Regions from separate parts of the Homo sapiens genome. Here region 2 is linked to region 1. Evidence: read pairs that join two places in POLR2A ChIA-PET (ENCODE). Cell type or tissue: PC-3. All regions are shown on one strand.

Region 1 (5,000 bases):
TTTGAGGAAAGCTTTTAACTACAAATTCAATTTCTTTAATAGATACAGGAATATTCAGGTTATTGATTTTTTTCTTGAGTGAGCTATGGTAGTTTGTGTTTTTCAAGAAATGTTTTTCAATTAACTTGTCAAATTTATTGGCATAAAGTTATTCATAATATTCCTTTATTAATCATTCTTTTAAAGTTTGTAGTATTTATAGTAATGTCCTCTTTATAATTTCTGATATTGGTGACTTCTGTCTTTTCTCTTTTTTAAAAATTTTTTTATTTTCCTGTCTAGAGATGTATTAATTGTGTTGATCTTGTCAAGTAACTTGGTTTTATTTTCATTGATTTTTCTATTCCTTTTTTCTCTTCTGTTTCGTTGATTTCCACCCTCAGGTTTATCATTTTCTTCCTTTCATAATTTGAATTTAATTTGCTTTTTTCTTCCTTCTTGTGTTGCATATATGGATAATTGATTTGAGGCCTTTGTTCTTTTTTTTACATAAACATTTAATGCTAACAACTTCCCATTAAGTGCTACTTTAGCTGCATTTCACAAATTTTGATATGGTGTGATTTTATTTTCATTCAATTCAAAATATTTTCTAATTGCCTTTGTAATTTGTTCTTTAGCCTATGGGCTATTTAAATGTGTGTTATAATTTCCAAATACTTGAAAGATTTTTCACATATTTTTCTCTTATTGATTCCTAGTTTAATTATCTTATGGTTAAAAAACAAATACTACATAATTCAAACCACTTTACCTTTATTATGATTTGTTTAATGGCCTGGGATATGGTCTATCTTGGTAAGCATGCTACATGTACTTGGAAAGAATGTGTATTTATTTGTCAGTAGTTGGGTGGAGTGTCAGTAATTGTGAACTGGGCAAGCAGGTTGATAGTGGCTAGTACTTTGTTCCTGAGTAAGGAACATATTCTTACTAACTTCCTGTCTACTTGTTCTATCAATTACTGAGAAGAATGTTTAATTGCCAACTCTAATTGCTGATTTGTCTGTTCCTTCTTTGAGATCTGTCAGCTTTTCCTTTATGTATTTTTGGAGTTCTATAATTAGGTACATTCACATTTAGAATTGTTATATCCTCATAATACTTTTCTTCCTTTATCATTCTGAAATGTCCCTCCCTATCCCTGGTAATATTCCTTGTTCTAAAGTCTACTTTGCCTGATGTTAACATAGCTATGCCAGCTAATTTCATGCCTAGTATATGCATGGCATATTTTTTCTCATGTTTTTAATCTTTAATCTATCTGTGTCATTATGTGGATTTAAAGTCAGTTTCTTGTAGACAGCATAAATCTGGGCCCTGCTTTCTTGTCCAGTTTGACAGTCTTTGTCTTTTAATTGCAGTGCTTAGCCCGTTTATATGTGAGATAATTTGGGTGTGGTTGAGTTTAAGTCTACTATCTTGTAATTTGCTTCATTTGTCCCATCATTTACTTGTTTCTTTTTCCTTTTTTCCTCTCCTATTTTGATCAATTGAATATTCAGTATTTTTTTTAAATCATGGTAAAATACCCATAACCTAAAATTTAAATTGAGTGTTTTTTAGTGTTTCATTTTATCGCCAAAACTGGCTCGTTGGTTGTACTTTTTTTGTTATTTAGTGGTCGCTCTGTTGCTTTTTAGTATCAGGCTCTAGGGCATCTTCATTTGTCACAGGCCATCTCCAAATCACAGGACACCTCTTCCCCATGTAGCATAAGAACCTTACAACTATAACTGTGTACTTTCATTTCCCCACCCTCCCTTTGTATTATTGTTTTCATACATTTTACTTTTACACATGTAGGATACACATGAGCCCTACAATACATTCCACATCATTTTTAAGCACTTCTTTTACGATCACAACTTAACAGAAAAGTAATTTTTAAATACAAATATCATTAACATAAGATGTCAAAATGACACAGCAACTACATGGCTTCTTCCTCTTGCTTCTAGAATGTACTGTTTGTACTTCAGTTGCAGCATTTTTATGCTGTTATTATTTATTTGTCTTTCTCTTGCATTAGACAATAAGGCCCTTGAGAGTAGAAACAATATCTATTCATCTCGTAACTTTAGCACAATGCTTGGCACTTGGCGGGAGGTCAACAAATGTTGTACCATCACGGATTTCCTGACTGTCCAAGTGACTGACTGACTGAATGAAGGAATGATGAGCCTGCGGAAACACACATACCACACGCAGGTTGGGGCAGGCTCTAGCACACGCAACCAGATAAGCACCCGCCCCCTTGATAACTTTTATGTGCGCCTCCTCCCCTCTGTCCTCACCTCTCAATGTTCAGCTTCTCATTTAAAATTTGGCAAGAGGAAAGAGGAAATCATGGACCATCAAAGAGTGCCTTAAAGAGAATAGACTTTTAAAAGTCACAAATAGGACTCAGGTGGACCCTAAGTTTGGCTGCCTGCCAGGAGCTGCTGAACGTGGCCCTGTTGGGTGCGTCATTGTGTCTGGAGGCCTTGGGTGTGTCTGTATTGTGAACAAATGTGACTGTGGGTGAGGTCTGGAAACAGAGAGTGGGTCACTCTGGATCCGTGTTCTAGCTGGGCCTGGAAACTGTCCCAGAGCCCATGCTTGCTCCTGATCTCATTGGGCAAACTGAGACATCTTAGCAGCAGCACCAACTGCAAATCATTCTCTGCAACTAAAGCGGAGCATTGAGTGCTTAATAATGTGGGTGTTAATTGTTTGGGATATAAAAATTTCATGCCTAGAGCTTTAAAGTTGTACCCCAAATGCTTTCTAAAGCGGTTGTGTGCCTCAGGAATAGTTAAAGCTGCCTCACAGTGTACAACAGTGTTCTCAGTTCTAAAAATGAGGATGTGGAAGTATTTCTCTTCTAGCATTTTGAGTTCAGAACAATGATAGCATTATGTTATACTTCACTCTGCTTTACTGACCTTTCTCTAATTTTTTAATCCTTGAATTGTTGGAATGATTAGAAAAATGTTCACAACGTGCTTTAATAAAAGTTTCTACATAAATAAACAAAAAACCAAAAATAATAAAATAATACTCTCCCCCTCCCCAGCTAGTTTTTTTTTTTTTTTTTTTTTTTTCCAAGACAGAGTATCACTCTGTTGCCCAGGCTGGAGTGCAGTGGCGTGATCTCGGGTCACTGCAACCTCCCCCTCCCGGGTTCAAGAGATTCTCCTGCCTCATCCTCCCGTGTAGCTAGGACTACAGGCGCCCGCCACCAGGTCTGGCTAATTTTTGCATTTTTAATAGAGACGGGGTTTCACCGAGTTAGCCAGGATGACCTCGATTTCCTGACCTCAGGTGATCCGCCTGCCTCGGCCTCCCAAAGTGCTGGGATTACAGGTGTAAGCCACTGTGCCCAGCCCCCAGCTAGTTTTAACTTTCTATTGAAGACGACTTATTTCATAGAGGGATCTTTAAGGTATATATAACATTATTTAAAAAGCTAAAGAATTTTCTTTCAAATGTAAAATTAAAATTAAGTTCAACAGCCTTCCTGTTTCATTTATTGAGCACGGATTTCTTTTGCATTTTTGATGGGGAGAGGTGGGTTTTGTCATCCGTGACTCTGATAGAAGACCGATGGGGTGACTTGCTTGAAGGGAGGCAGGAAAGTCTCCGCCAAGTGATCAGCATTTGCTCTCAACGTGCTTCTGTGTTTCCCACACGTGTATGGATCGGACTCATGTAGAAATGCCTCCTGCCACTGCATCACGGAACCAGCAAGGCCTTGAAGGCCACGCGCCACGGCGCTTCAGGCGTTCTTTTGTAGCCCAGCGGCCTGCTGTGCAGTGATCCAAGTGGAGTCGCAGGTAGTAGCAGTGGGGCAGGGCTCATGGCTCTGCCTCTTACCACCTCCCCGTTGTTCTCCCGAGACTTGGGCAGTGGGCGGTGGAGAACCACTGACCTCGGCTACTGCCTTCATTTAAACAAGGGGAAACTGTGGCTCTGTGAGCTTCCGTGGCCTGCCAAGGTCCCATGCACCCCTCCCTCGACCCTTGCCGAGACAGAGCTGGCCTCGATGGGGGTCTTCTGACTCCTGGGCCAGCGTGGTCTCCCTTGCACCCGCATTCTCGGAGAGGGCAGCAGTGGCGGTGTGGAGGAGAGGGCATGCCTTGAGAAGCGCCGGCACCTCTGAGCACGTGGGTGAGACCCCGGCCAGCTGAGCAGAGGTGACCCGCTGAATTAGTGGCCAGGGCTGCCAGCATCCAGGGGGTGTTGGGACCCGGAACCTCTCTGAGCTTGAAGGCTAAGGCTAGGATCCCGCGAGTAAGCCTGTTCTCGGTCCATTTGGGCCCTGGCCGGTGTGGAGACGTGCCAGGTGTGATGGCACGGGAGAGGGGACCTCTCGTTTAGAGGTTGCCCAGGGAATGGCAGTGAGCCCAGGAGATCCTCCAAGGGGAATCGGGACAGGACTTTTTCCGCAGAAAACACCCCATGTGGCTCATCAAAGAGGAGAGGCAACCCATCTGTTCCAGAACATTCCAGATCATCATTTAAGACCCCCAATGACTCTATCACAGAAGATAGGGTCAGTATCTCCTTTGCCTTTAAAGAGGTCATCACCCCTAGAGCTTAGAGTTTTCTAGAAGTGTTCAGCCTGATTCAACCAATTCAAAAACTACTCTAAGAAAGCAAACCAGGTATTGTTTTAGAAGTTCCATGAACTCTTCCAAAATGATCAGGTACCATTTAGTTAATGACTACTCTGGAGTATTTAATGACATTCCAGCACCTGAGAACGTTGGTTTCATCTCATAACACTCGCTAAAATGTGTGTTGGTGGGAGAGAGAAGGAGAGAGACACAGAGAGCTAGTTTGGAGAAATAATGTATAAATGCAAAGGTTTCTCTACACCTCTAAAATGCTGCTCATTCCTCTCTCGGTGGCCTGAATTAACAGCCAGTTCTGTTTCTATTTTGGGGAATTATTAGCTGTAGTTTCTTTAAAATGCCGTTTATCACTCCATTATGGTTAAAGGTTGTATTAGTCTG
Region 2 (5,000 bases), 410 kb before region 1:
ATGATTCGGAACCGGAGATCCCATGGCAATGGCTCCGAAGCCAGCAGCTTTTCCAGGGAGCCCGTCTCCATGTACTCCATGACCAGGCCGACAGGTTCGCGGCAGATGCCATACACAGGCAGGATGTAGCGAAACTTGGCCATCTCCATCTTCTTGGCTTCTTCCAAAAGCTCCATGCGCTCCCTGAAAAAGTTCAAAGGCATGAAGAATACGCAATGGTCACTCAGCCACAAACATGGAACAGCACCCTGGCCAGAAGACGACCAGCTCCAGAGGGCTGAGCAAATGCCTCAAGTGCACACACATGGGGCACACTTCAATGTCACATCACGAATGCAGGGCTTTCCAGAGTCTCAGTCCTGAGGCTGCTGAAATGTACCTATGCATCACAGGGTTATCACAAGTGAGGAGGAGGGAAATTCTAATCGTTTTACAGGTAGCACTGATAACACATGTGGGGGGTCCACGTGTGTGAATAATTCCACAGGCAGCCATGAGCCAAGGCTTGGGGGTCTCAGAGACTGCAGGTGCAGGCCGATAATCCCTTCTCCTGGGAGGAGGGAAGAGAAGTTGACGTTCCACTCAAGGTTGTAACTAGGCAACTAGGCCGGGCACGGTGGCTCATGCCTGTAATCCCAGCACTTTGACAGGCCAAGGCGGATGGATCACCTGAGGTCAGGAGTTCGAGACCAGCCTGGCCAACATAGTGGAACCCCCGTCTCTACTAAAAATACAAAAATTAGCCGGGCATGGTGGCAGATGCTTATAATCCCAGCTACTCAGGAGGCTGAGGCAGGAAAATCACTTGAACCAGGGAGGCAGAGGTTGCAGTGAGCTGAAATCATGCCACTGCACTCCAGCCTGGGCAACAAAGTAAAACTCCATCTCAAAAAAAAAAAAAAAAAGTTGTAACTAGTTATGTTCAAGGAACCCAACTCACCTTCTCCGTTTAAGCCCAATACCTGAGTTGGCCCAGTTATTCCTGAATCCAACCTCACACTCAAACTAATGAAACAGCATAGGTCCAAAGCATGGGGTTGCCAACAGCCAAATCCAACCAGCCATTTTTTAAAATAAAAAATATAGGCCGGGTGTGATGGCTCATGCCTGTAATCCCAGCACTTTGGGAGGCCGAAACAGGCAGATCACAAGGTCAGGAGTTCGAGACCAGCCTGATCAACATGGTGAAACCCTGTCTCTACGAAAAATACAAAAATTAGCTGGGCGTGGTGGCGCCTGCCTGTAATCCCAGCTACTCAGGAGGCTGAAACAGGAGAATCACTTGAACCTGGGAGGCGGAGGTTACAGTGAGCCGAGATCGCGCCATTGCACTCCAGCCTGGGCGACACAGAGAGACTCCATAACAAAAAAAAAAAAAAAAAAAAAAAATATATATATATATATATATAGAGAGAGAGAGAGAGAGAGAGAGAGAGAGAGAGAAAATGTAGTCAAATAGACATAACATAGTATTTATTATTTTAGCCATTCACAGGTGTACAATTCCCTGACATTACCCACATTCACAATGTGGTACAACCATCACCACTATCTACACCCAAAACTTTTCCATCATCCTCAACAAAAATTCTGCACCCATTAACCAATAACTCCTTCCCTCATCCCCATCCTCAGTAACCTCTTTTCTACATTCTAGGCAAATTCATATAAGCATAAGCATATAAAATTTGCCCTTCTGTGTCTGGCTTATTTCATTAAGCATGTTTTCAGGGTCTATTCACACTGTAACATATATCAAAACTTCCTTTTCATGGCTGAATAATATTCTGCTGCACGAATGTACTGCGTTTTGTTCATCTGTTCGTGGGTGCAGGCCATTTCCACCTTTTGGCTCTCGTGGATAATGCTGCACATCTGCACACATTGGGGGACAAACGCCTGGAGTCGTGGCTTTCAATTCTTTTCGATACATACCTAGGAGCAGAATTGCTTGGTCACAGTCTATGTGTCACATTTTGAGAAACTGCCAAATGGTTGCCCACAGCGTGCCACCACCTTGTTTGTATAAATAAACTTTTACTGGAAGAAAGTCTCACTCATTCATTTAAACACTGGCTGTGGCTGCTTTTGCACTTCAAAGGGGAGAGGAGTCCTTGCAACAGAGGCCCTGCGGCCTGCAAAGCCTAAAATGTTGCCTCTCTAGGCCTTCGTGGAGAAAGCTGACCAACCTCTGGTCTAAGGTCACTTCCCTGGTGCAGCCTGTGTTTTCACAGACTAGAATCCCAGTGCAATGGTCTGTATTGGCATCATGGGTCAAAAGTCTCAGAATGCGTTCAGAGTAAGAGGCTGAATCCCACGGACGCACGCTGGCCATGCAGGATCGAGATCAGCAGCCCCAAACACAGACATGGTAGAAAGCACCCAGGAAGCTGGCTGGAATGCTGGTTCCCAGGCCTCACTCCTTGAGAATGCATTCCAGGTTGGGGCTGGAAAATCTGTTTTTTTGTTTGTTTTTCTTTTTTGAAACAGAGTCTCGCTCTGTTGCCCAGGCTGGAGTGCAGTGGCATGATCCTAGCTCACTGCAACCTCTACCTCCCAGGTTCAAGTGAGTCTCATGCCTCAGCCTCCAGGGTAGCTGGGATTACAGGTGTGCCACACTCAGCTAATTTTTTGTATTTTTAGTAAAGATGGGATTTTGCTGTTTGCCAGGGTGGTCTTGAACTCCTAGGCTCAAGTGATTTGCCTGCCTCAGCTCCCAAAGTGCTAGGATTACAGGCATGAGTCACCGTGCCCAGCCAATCTGCTTTCTAATAATATAATAAGCTCCCTAAAGGAAATGTTCAGAACCACACTAGGAGAGATCCGACCTCCTATAGCAGGAAACCCAGCAGCTCCATGTCCACACACAGGCCACGCAAGGCAGCTGGCTGGGGTGGCCTCCAGACAATTCCCCCAGAATCCAGCGTCCAGCCCAAGTCCCTGCCTATAACCCAGTGTCCGCTGCCACAGCAGGGGGCTCTTCTGGAGCTCGGACACAGGCCTGCTCCTCCCAGTGACAAACCCGGGAGCAGGTGCTGGGAAATCACTCAGTGGCTCCCATTTCCTCGCCTGCTGGTGAATCCAAAACAGTGCCAACAGAACGCATCCATTTCTTAATGATCTGACCGCCCCTGCGAGAGTTCAGCCCCTCCTAGGCTTCCCTTACCATAGTGAAAACACTTTCCCTGCAGGAAAGGCCAGCAGGAACCCCTGGATCCTACTGTTTAGCTCTTGCTGTGGAAATTCCCATACATCGGACAGGTACCAAAGGCTCGGAGATCTCAGCCTGTCTGCCCCCCAACAATGCAAGCCCTGCAGCTAGGGCTCTGCGTCTCAGGACATAGCCCACTGGTTCTCAATTAGAGGCAACTTCACCCCCCAAGAAACACTGGGCAATGTCTGGAGAGATTCTGGCTGTCACAACTAAAGGATGCTACTGAACATCCTACAATGCATAAGACAGCCCCAAGGCTAAGAATTACTCAGCCCCAAATGCCAACGGTGCCAAGTTGAATAACCCCGATGTAAATCAAGTGAGTGCATTTTCAGCCAATAAACTACTACTGTCCAGAATCACCACTTCAGTATTCCCAGCACTCACCTGACCTATATTTTAAGCAGTTCTGTGTATTGGCAAGTGCTCGCTTGAATCCACCATATGTCAGAACTAAGGACAAGAGGTCCCTTTCCCGCCTTCATGGTGTTTACGTGTACCCTCTAAGGAAGAAGATGGCGAACTACCCCCAAAAGAGAAGTGTGGTTGAAAAATCTAAGCCTCTTGAAAGGAAGGTCCAGGGAGCTATGGAGAATCAAGAGAGATCCAAAGTCAGAAGTCAGCATAGGAAAGGGCCCCTGAGAGAATCGGGAAGGCTGAGACCTGCGCAGAGTCCAGGGGCACCCGGGAGGCCAGCAGAGCGGAGCAGTCGCTGTGGATCCCCTTGGGCTTGGCAAAGCAGAGAGGGGAAGCCAGCAGAGCACACACACTCTGTTGGAAGAATCTGCAGGATGGGTCCATTGACTGCATGTGGAGGGGAGAAGCTTGCAGGACCTCTCTGGAGCTGCACCAGGGGTCACTAGGCAGCTCTCTACGGTGGACGCGGGAGCACCCCAGGAGGAGCAGCTGGGGGGTGTGGGGGGTGGGCAGGTCGAGTGTGTCTGAATACACTCAAGGAGCAAAGAATCCCACTGGCCTTGGGAACAAGTGAAGCAAGTATCAGGAATGAACGTGAAATTATTATGAGACAAAACTTAGGGGAGCACGGCCTGCTTTCCTAGCGCTCTGGTTAAATGACCAACTAATGGAAAACAAGATGCCCACCAGTGTGCAGTGCTAGCCTGTGGGGGTCCCTGGGCTGAGCTGAAAGCTGCCCCATCACCAGCATACCATCGGCTGCTTCCTCCCTCTCCAGGGGAAATCCCTCTCCCTGCAGCCACAGGCTTGGGCCAGGCTCTGGGACCCATCAAGGGATGGGGGGTGCAGATCAGATCGTGGGACTCTCAACCCTGTCCCCAGTCTCAGTGAGCATTGGGAAAAAAGGAAGACGAGGACCTGATGCCAACGTCAAGCATCAGCTAAAATGAAACCGGTCACCAAAGAAGGAAAATGACACCTCTCAGCTCCCAGCCTTTCTCCTCCTCTGGGAACACCGGTTGGCTGAGGCCCTCATTTGTTATTTAAAGGAATACCAGCACAACTTCCAACCCGGCAACTGCCACTAACTTCCAAACCATCGGACTGGGACATGGTACCAGCTGCTGCTTCTCTTTTATGTCTTGTTAAGAATCAGAGTTATGATTTGTCTGTTTCCGATTGCTCAAATGTGGCCAGCTTGCCGCCCCTCCCCTACCAGTGTGGCCTCCCTCCTCCGGACACTCTGCCCCGGGGCGCTGGCGAAAGTCCTTCCGTAGGACTCAGACCCACATCCACTGTGCAACCGTGTGAGGCACACCCTCCTCGCCGGAGGGTTTTGAGGAAATGACAATTCGGGTGTTTAGAGGCC

The links. Peaks named below come from ENCODE experiments on the same cell type or tissue, not always from the same donor. Only the 100,000 strongest peaks of a DNase experiment are listed, where the experiment ranks them.
Region 2: POLR2A ChIA-PET joins it to region 1 with 9 read pairs; 1 of 35 experiments calls an interaction of 5 or more read pairs at or near these places.

Annotation. Positions count from the first base shown.
Region 1 is chr21:42,169,067-42,174,066 of GRCh38, forward strand. No RefSeq gene overlaps it. Among named protein-coding and RNA genes, the nearest start is that of ABCG1, 48 kb to the right of the region's middle. In PC-3, no CTCF peak of the experiment used is centred here; a DNase peak (open chromatin) is centred at 2,475; H3K27ac peaks cover 661 bases.
Region 2 is chr21:41,756,634-41,761,633 of GRCh38, forward strand. It overlaps RIPK4 (receptor interacting serine/threonine kinase 4), which reads right to left. Exons shown (of 8, transcript NM_020639.3): 2 at 1-183. Among named protein-coding and RNA genes, the nearest start is that of RIPK4, 7.9 kb to the right of the region's middle. RefSeq lists enhancers at 3,693-4,327, 4,328-4,962, 4,963-5,000. In PC-3, no CTCF peak of the experiment used is centred here; DNase peaks (open chromatin) are centred at 2,088, 2,818 and 3,508; H3K4me3 peaks cover 3,432 bases; H3K27ac peaks cover 3,519 bases.